2 separate regions of the Mus musculus genome follow, and region 1 is linked to region 2. Evidence: chromatin contacts called from ENCODE Hi-C or POLR2A ChIA-PET data. All regions are on one chromosome and are shown on one strand. The core of a region is the stretch at or near the end of the contact, and the rest is flanking DNA. Distances in the headings are between cores, read along the strand shown. Region 1 holds the start of 1700108F19Rik (RIKEN cDNA 1700108F19 gene). Region 2 has its middle 52 kb from the start of 1700108F19Rik.

Region 1 (3,982 bases), core at 833-3,332, 52 kb before region 2:
GTCTCAGAGCTCTATGGAATAGCACCTTCTTCCAAACTATTGCCAACTTACCTTGAGGCCAAAACCAGGCAGGATGTCCTGTACACGCTGATAGAAACTGCACACCATAGCCTTGGCCACTGATGCATCTGACTATTGACAATTCCACATTTTATGTAAGAAATCTGAGATGCTCTGTCAGACGCCAACAAGTTCCTCAGTAGAAAAGACAGAAAGTTAGCCACCTTACTTATCTATCGCCCTCGTGATCTGGAGGATCCATAATGACTTCAAGAATGTAACACATCCAGTCCTCAAAGAACCCTGGTGGGTGGTCAGGGTCCTAGGAGAACACAGCAGAGGTCTAAGATGAATATTAAAGTGAACAGTATATTTAGTCAGCAAAATCCCTCTGGGCATAGCTGGCAACCAGACTTCTACACTGAAGTCTACACTTTCTGTCACGATGACAACTACAGAAATGTTCACACGAGAAAGTGAAAGGCTCAAAATGCCTTTGTAAAAACTGTTCAGTTGTGAATTCTTCAAACCTCCTCCAAAGTCCACAAATAGTTGAGTGGTGGCTTCCTGGTTCCAGTTTGTCCTTCCTCGCTCTTATTGAATAAATCCATCAAACGCCCACCCTGCTCTGGGAAAGCATCCCTGCACAAACAATAGACCAGGCAGAGTCTTTGTAACACAAACCCAGCCTGCCCAGAAGGGAAAAAGCCAATTGAAAGACACAATGCAGGGGGTGATCTGGCAGGGACAATAGAGCATCCCGCTCTTGCCTTGAATTCCCCTGGTTTTGATGTCAGTGCCCAGGCCCTGGGCTCCTTCCTCAGTAAAATGCATAGATCTGAATCTTCGAGAGGTTGGTGGAAAGAGAAAGCATGACCCTGAGACAACTTCTGGGCCAGCGAGGGGCCAGCTGTCACTGCACAGCTGTGCTCTATGAGGTTACCCTGTGAGCACAAACCCTTCTAGGACAGCACCCTGGGGACAGCCCTGGCAGAACTAAGACATGAAGACTCAGAGAATTTGGCCTGGGTCTTTGATTTGCAGAACTGGATATTGAATCTTGGGACTCCTGTGTGCCAGCAAGAACTCTGTCATTAAACTATCATATCCCAGCTCTTTTTTACTTTTTTATTTTGAGGGATTGTCTCACTAAATTGCCCAGGCTGGCTCTAAACTTCCCCTATAGCCCAGGAAGGTCTTGAACTTTCATCCTCCTGCTTCAGCCTCCCAAGGCGTATGGTTACAGGCCTCCCACGTTCAGCAGCCTTACCTGGTTATTAAGCGGTAGGAAAACCTCCAAAGGAGGTCTGGTGGCAGTAGAAAGCATCTTGCAGTTTTGGAAGTTTGTGTATTTTTTCCCAAGTGATTGCAATAGTATGACCTCATCCATCTCCCTCTCCCTTACGCTCCACCTATGTGCTCTCAAAGAAAGACAGCCATTACTCCAGTGGTGGGCCTGGGGAGTCGGCAGTGAATCCCACCAGGCTGAGATGTCAGACCATCTCCACTACTGCCACTCAACTTGTCTGGATAGGGTGACCAGAGGCATGAGGCTAGCCATGGCCTGCACCACATCTACAGCTTCCTGGGATTCAGGATCTACCTGAGGCAGACTATGCTAATTGACCCAGAGAGCCAGGTCCCTCCCCCTTCTCACTCCTACTTCCAACTACAGAGGCTACAGCTTAATGGTTCCTTTCTTGAGGCTAGGTGATGACAGGTGAACCCTTATTCTGCCTATGAAATGGGATCAGAAGTCTCCCAAAGGCTTTCCTGAGAGAACAAGACGATCTTAGCTGCCACACCCCTTCTGTTTCTACCCTCAGTTTCTGTCTTGACTGTGCCCTGGGTGCACAACTCTCTTACAAAGGGGGAAATGTGACTTGGGGCTCACTGACTTCATAGCCCCTGCTCCCAACTCTGACTTTCCACACAGACAACAATCAACAGAAAGAAATGTGAGGCAGTACATAATAGAGACCAGAGCACTGGGCTCAGCTGCTCTTGCTGCATTCTAGTGGTCCAGCCTGGCCTCAGCTCATCAATCCCCTCGAGTCTTCTTCTCATTTGTGATCACGACTTGGGTAAAGGCTCTGAGGCACCCTCCAGTGTTCCAGTTCTATACTTAGGAATCTAGAATTTGAACATTCTCTAACTGGTTGCTAAGCCACTCTATGCCCAAAGCAAAGCTTCATCTAACAGACCAGGACCCTATGGAAACAGCCATCGAGTGACCCAAGGACGTCACCATTCTCCCCGCTGCTGTATAGCACTGTCCTGACACACCATGAACCCAAGTCCCTGTATCTTCTCAAGACATAACAAGACTCATTGTACACAGTGAAGAGACTCCATAGAAGGTAGGTCTGTGATACTGTCATCTAACTACATTCTCTGACCCATTTCTGTGGGTGCTCAAACTTCACTTGGTACGGGAGGAAGTCTTTTTTGTGACATCCAACTTTATGCTCTTTCAAAAACCCAAAGGCAACAACGGAGAAACAAAGGGGAAGGAGAAGCTCAGAACCACTGAGCAGGCCAGAGACAGCAGTTACACACACACACACACACACACACACACACATGCATGCCCCAGGCCGACCACCCTACACCCTGCCCTCCCAGCTCTGTGTATGACAATACAAAATAAGACACTAAAATCAGAAATATGTCCTCCTTTCCAGAACAGTCTGTGAATTGTCTGTTTCTTCTCATGGATGGTGGCACTGGTATTTGGCTCTGTGACCTCAGATGAAATGTCACCATCCAAACATCAGGAGAAGTCACAGAAAGATAGGAGAGCCAGCAAAGTAGGGAGTTGGTTTACTTTTCTCTCTTTTTTTTCTCTTTATTATCTGCTTTCAATTTTATAGCTCACTTTGTCCTGCCCTATTTTCTCTCTCCGTTTATTTATTTATTTATTTATTTATTTTTCTTGCATCTCCTTGATTTTCTGAGGCCTTAGGTTCTAGTGGGTCCTCTGAACTTTTGACGATACCTCATGTTTATCAGATGGAATCCTGTGCTACAACCTGCACAGGCTTTTCCAAATCAAAGGCGGCAGCCATGTCCTCCACTCAGTAATTTTCCATCTTGTTCACACTTCTAGGTTCAAACCTGGGCCTGGTTGTTTCCCGTAGCTTCAGATGGGGGAACTGCCAGGCAAGTGTAAGATGGTGGGATCACAGTGGATCTAGGCCTGCATGAAGTACTGGGAACAAAATGTCTCCACTCCCTCCTGAGATCTCTCCCACTACTGTAAGTAAGACACGGCCGTTACTCCTTTCAAGTCATCATCAAGTCTACCACCATATAACTTGCTTTTAGCTCAGCTGTTCCCTAGGGTCTGTTGTTTGATGGGAAGGTTTGTTATCACTGGGCACAAGTCAACTGTAAGAATCAACATGAGGAGGGAGGCTGGCACAGTGGTTACACGGCCAGGATTTGGGTAGCAACTGGATTCAGTCTTAATTCTCTCTCTCTCTCTCTCTCTCTCTCTCTCTCTCTCTCTGGCATCTCAGATATGTCTTTTTTTTTTCTTTCATTTCCTGAGCTGTTTAAGTAGCCAGTGCTAATGTGGGTTGTTAGTTTTGTAGGAACCTATAAATAATTTCCTTATTATATGCCTGCCATTTAAAGGTTCCTCAATAAATGCCAATAAAGAAACAAAAACTACTTCTTGAATACTTTTCAGAGCCAGGCATTCAGACTTGGCCAGCAAGAACATTAAACAACTTGGCCAAGGACATGAGGCTATTGAGAGACACATCCGAGGTAGGATTTGAACCCAGGTCTGTCTGATCTGAAGTCTTACATGAAGGCCTGTGTGGAGGGCACGGGGAAAGGGCAAGAAAACCACACTCAAGGAAGAGTCCTGGAAGGGCGCTTAAGGAAGGCCAGTGGAAGCAGGACTTGCCAGTGGGAGGATCTTTGATGGAGGGAGGATAAATCTCAGTCATTAAAATAAGAGAAATATCCTTTC
Region 2 (3,710 bases), core at 311-2,810:
TTCTAACTTAGAAAAATAAAGGGGTGCTGTCATAGAAAAGAGGAAGTTTATTGTCACTGTTGTTTACTTCATCATCTCAATGATAGAAACAGATAGAAATGCCCCATCTGTGCTTGACAAAGTGAGCCAGAAGTTTGAGAAGAGTCAAGGCCATACTAAGGTCAGCACCTCCAACTATAAGGTCAGTTAGCAAAGCTGAATAGAGACAGCCAACCCATTTTCTGAACACTGGTGAGCCCCTTGTTAACTTGGCCTTTATTAATAACAAACCTTCACAATCACCAAAATTACATTTCCAAAAATAAATTCTCAGAACCCATTTAAGATATATATTTTAATTGTGGTGTGTGTGTGAGCGTGCGAGCTCCAGAATTCACTCTAGAATTATCTTACTGATCTTTACTATCAGGTAATAGTATAATTAGGCAATACAAGGTGATTACATCTGCCTTGTCTGAACAGTGGGCAGACCAGATGAGGACCTACTGAGTGTTTGTTCCAAACTCTGCCATCATGCAGCAACTAGCCACGGTAAGGAATATTTGCGACATGAAGACTGGCCTATGCTACAGAGCAGGGCTTCTCCCAGACTCTTGCCCGCAAAAGACCATGATTAAGTATTCACCATCACGCCCCTGCCCACGGTGGTACTGCTGTAGGCTGTGCAGAGAAGAGGGTTGGTGAGGATGCTTGTAGAACCTCATTATGATAAAAACAAAAAGACCAAGACAGAAACTGAAGCTCCACAAGTCAAGGATAAACCGGCAGCAAGAACAGCTTTCTTCCCTTGCCTAACATTTTCCCAACACAAGCTTTTTAGACTGCTCCAGCCCTCTGAAATTGCTACTATTTCAAATAAATGTTTTATTTAGCTCTGTGAATAAGGCTGCTTCAGCCAGAGAAGACAGAGCTTATATGAGCACATAAAATCACTCTGCGAATATAGTGCTTTCCCTTGAAGGCAATCACAGGCATTCTCTTTATTCCTGTGAACACATTGCGAAGGTGGCAGAATGGCAGAGAAAAAACGGGAACGCGCTAAGTTAGAAGTCACAGCAGTAGGTATACCCTGTGGCTATTAAGATAAAAAAATATAGATTTTTCTTCCCATCCTGGGAAACCTCTGCTTTAGGACCACAAGCTGTCTTAAGAAGGTTCTGGAACTGGTCTCCCATCACCCCTGTTGTGTTGTGGTGGATGTGCAGTCAGGGGTGGGGTGGGGGATGGGGGTGCCTCCGTGGGCCTGTGCTGAGGCATCCCTTCCCCCCTGAGATACCAGCCACACTAAGGATATAGTTTGGAAGAGTTTCGTGCCACGGGGAGGGGAGCTGAGGGAGCAGAGACAGAGATAGGCACAGAGGGGAGGAGAGGGGGAGGGGGAGGAGCTGGCCATGAGCACGTGGACAGAGGGGTGAGGGGAATGGAGAGACAGGGTAAGAAGGGAGAGGACAAAACTGGAGTAAGAAAGAAGAGAGCAAGGAGGGGGCAAGCAGCCCCTTTTATAGTGAATCAGGCACACTTGGCTGTTGCCAGGTAACTGTGGGGCGGGAGCCTAGACAAAATGCCAAAACCCCCATTTCTCACAAAGGAAACTTCCCACTGTTACCCTTCTTCCTCATTCCCTGGGTCCCTTGTTTTTAGCCTGGAGTCCGCAGACTTAGCCTGAGGAGTCCACAGTCTCAGAAAGCTCACTAGGGAGCCAGGGTCAGGACTGGAGATGGGCCTCTGGGTTAGGGGGTCTTTTTGCTGATTTTGTAGTTAGGCTCCTCCCTGAAGACACCTCCTACTACACTGGCTGTATTGCCCCACCAAGGTCCCATGTGGCCTCTTGTCCTCCCCAAGCCTTTCCTTCCAGGGGCTCTGGGTCTTTCAAACTGGCCTTGGGAATACTAGTCAATTTATACTTAAGTCTCTTTCTGTTTCCCAGGACCCATCTGTGCTGCCTTCGGAGCTGACAGCACAAGGTCACTGATAGCAAGGATCAAGGTCGAAGAGCTGGGAGCGTAGGGTGTGTGCTCCCAGGCCAGATAAACAGACTGAAGACAGACACAGAAACAAAGGCAGGGAAGCAAAAAAGAATTGCGGAGCCGGAGGGGGTTCCTTCACAAAGACCTTATTTTGTCTGGGGTTGTTTGTGTCTAAGAATCTCAAAAATGTGTTTGTTTTCAATTCCCAGGAGGACAGTTGTTTGACTTTGGGGTCTTTTTTTCCAAGTAAACTTTTCTGAGAGGTGATCCTGGCTCCACCCAAACCAGATCCATACAGTAAGTACGCCCCAAACAAGAACAGCTGGGCTGGGCAGGGGTGACATGGCCAAGAGCATTGTCAGCGGGAACATGTGTCTCTGCTAACCTCTAATGGATGCTGGACTGGGCAGGACCCAGCTTTGTTTGGTAGAGAGGCCTCAGAACCCAGCAAAGTTGCCTGAGCACCAGAGATCACAACAGGTATCCCTCCAGGCTACCTCTGAGCTTCTCATTCAGATGGGAAGTCCTGGGGTGGAGAATTTCTATCAGGGGCCCACAGAGCCACTCTGGGAACCTCTGAAGCAATCAGTAGTAGTAGCCTACACGGGACATGCAAAATAAAAATAAGCCAGTTGCGAGGAATTGCGAGACCAGAGCTGGGGAGATGGCTCAGTGGGCAAAGCCCTTGGCAAATGTGAGACTGAACTCAGACCTTAAAAGTACATGTAAAGCCGTGCATGAGTGGTAAAGCCGCACATGCGTGTAACCGCAGTGTTCCTGTGGCGAGAGGGGTGAAGAAGGCAGGATGATTCCCAGAAGTTCACGGGCCTGTTAGCCTGCATCAAAAGACCCCATTTCGAGCAAGGTAAAACGCAAGAACCAACACACCTGAGGTTGTCCTCTAACCTCCATCCAGCAGTGCCATGCACCCAAAAGTATACACACACACACACACACACACACACACACACACACACACACACACACACACACACACGAGAGGGTGGGAGACACTACCCCATTGTATGATGGGAGAGGAGAAACAGGCTTTCTCGCCTTAATTCCATCCCAGCTTCTATAGACGGTGTCGGGGTACCCATTCAGGAAGCCATTCAGCCTGACCACGTGTTCAGTTGCTCTGAGCACGGGGCATTTCGTGGCTGGGAAAACCAAAGCAAAATCACCGAGAGAGAGACCCAGGCTCTCGTGGGCTTACAGAAGGTGAAGTCTAGGGCCCTGGCCCTAACCTCTTTAGAACTAGGGAATTCTGCTCCTGCGCAGTAAAAGAGATCACGTGGTCTCCTTCCTCCTCTGCTTGCGACATGGGTGTTAAGAGAGTCTAGCTGCCACCCTGCAAAAAGGTGTGAGTGTTACGACATCTGGCACAGTAGAAAACATTCTTTTAAGGTGACTGTCTGCCTTGGCCACTTGAGGCAAAGAGGTAGAGGCCAGTAGTCTAGAAACTTCTAGACCCTCTTGCCCACATGGTAAACTGCTGAGCGAACCCTGATAAATTAGAGCTGTCAGCCAAAGAAATAGAATATAAAGGACGGCCTGAAGAGAAGGGGGAGGGGAAGGAGACTGTCGGTAGAGACCTTTGCTGGGGCCCACTGGTACTTGGGAGGCAGTTAGCAGAAGGAGCTGGGTTGGGGTGGGGGTGGGGATGGGAGAAGTGTTTGCCCCTCAATCGTTATTCAGAGACTCCTAAAGTCACAAAACCAGCAGAAAATGTCTCTGAAGATT

The links. Hi-C counts contacts between places; a loop is a spot of excess contacts on that map. ChIA-PET counts read pairs that join two places held with the same protein, here RNA polymerase II (POLR2A).
Region 1: a loop to region 2 is called in a map of mouse trophoblast stem cell, with 4 times the contacts of the local background. The contact joins the promoter of 1700108F19Rik here to the enhancer-like site in region 2. A Hi-C loop is called at or near these places in 6 of 37 maps with a recorded cell type or tissue (gastrocnemius, heart and mouse trophoblast stem cell). POLR2A ChIA-PET finds 5 or more read pairs at or near these places in 4 of 5 experiments (Patski and embryonic stem cell).

The regions. Positions count from the first base shown.
Region 1 is chr14:76,675,668-76,679,649 of GRCm38, reverse strand. 1700108F19Rik (RIKEN cDNA 1700108F19 gene) reads right to left here and starts at 2,082. Exons shown (of 5, transcript NR_015485.1): 1 at 1,971-2,082; 2 at 1,271-1,412; 3 at 52-195. It overlaps 1700105F02Rik (a long non-coding RNA gene), which reads left to right and starts at 2,065. Exons shown (of 3, transcript XR_383611.3): 1 at 2,065-2,360; 2 at 3,110-3,258.
Region 2 is chr14:76,623,420-76,627,129 of GRCm38, reverse strand. No RefSeq gene overlaps it. Among named protein-coding and RNA genes, the nearest start is that of 1700108F19Rik, 52 kb to the left of the region's middle. Within about 2 kb of position 1,560, at least 1 of the 3 ENCODE cell types and tissues checked has a DNase peak (open chromatin) inside an H3K27ac peak, as active enhancers do.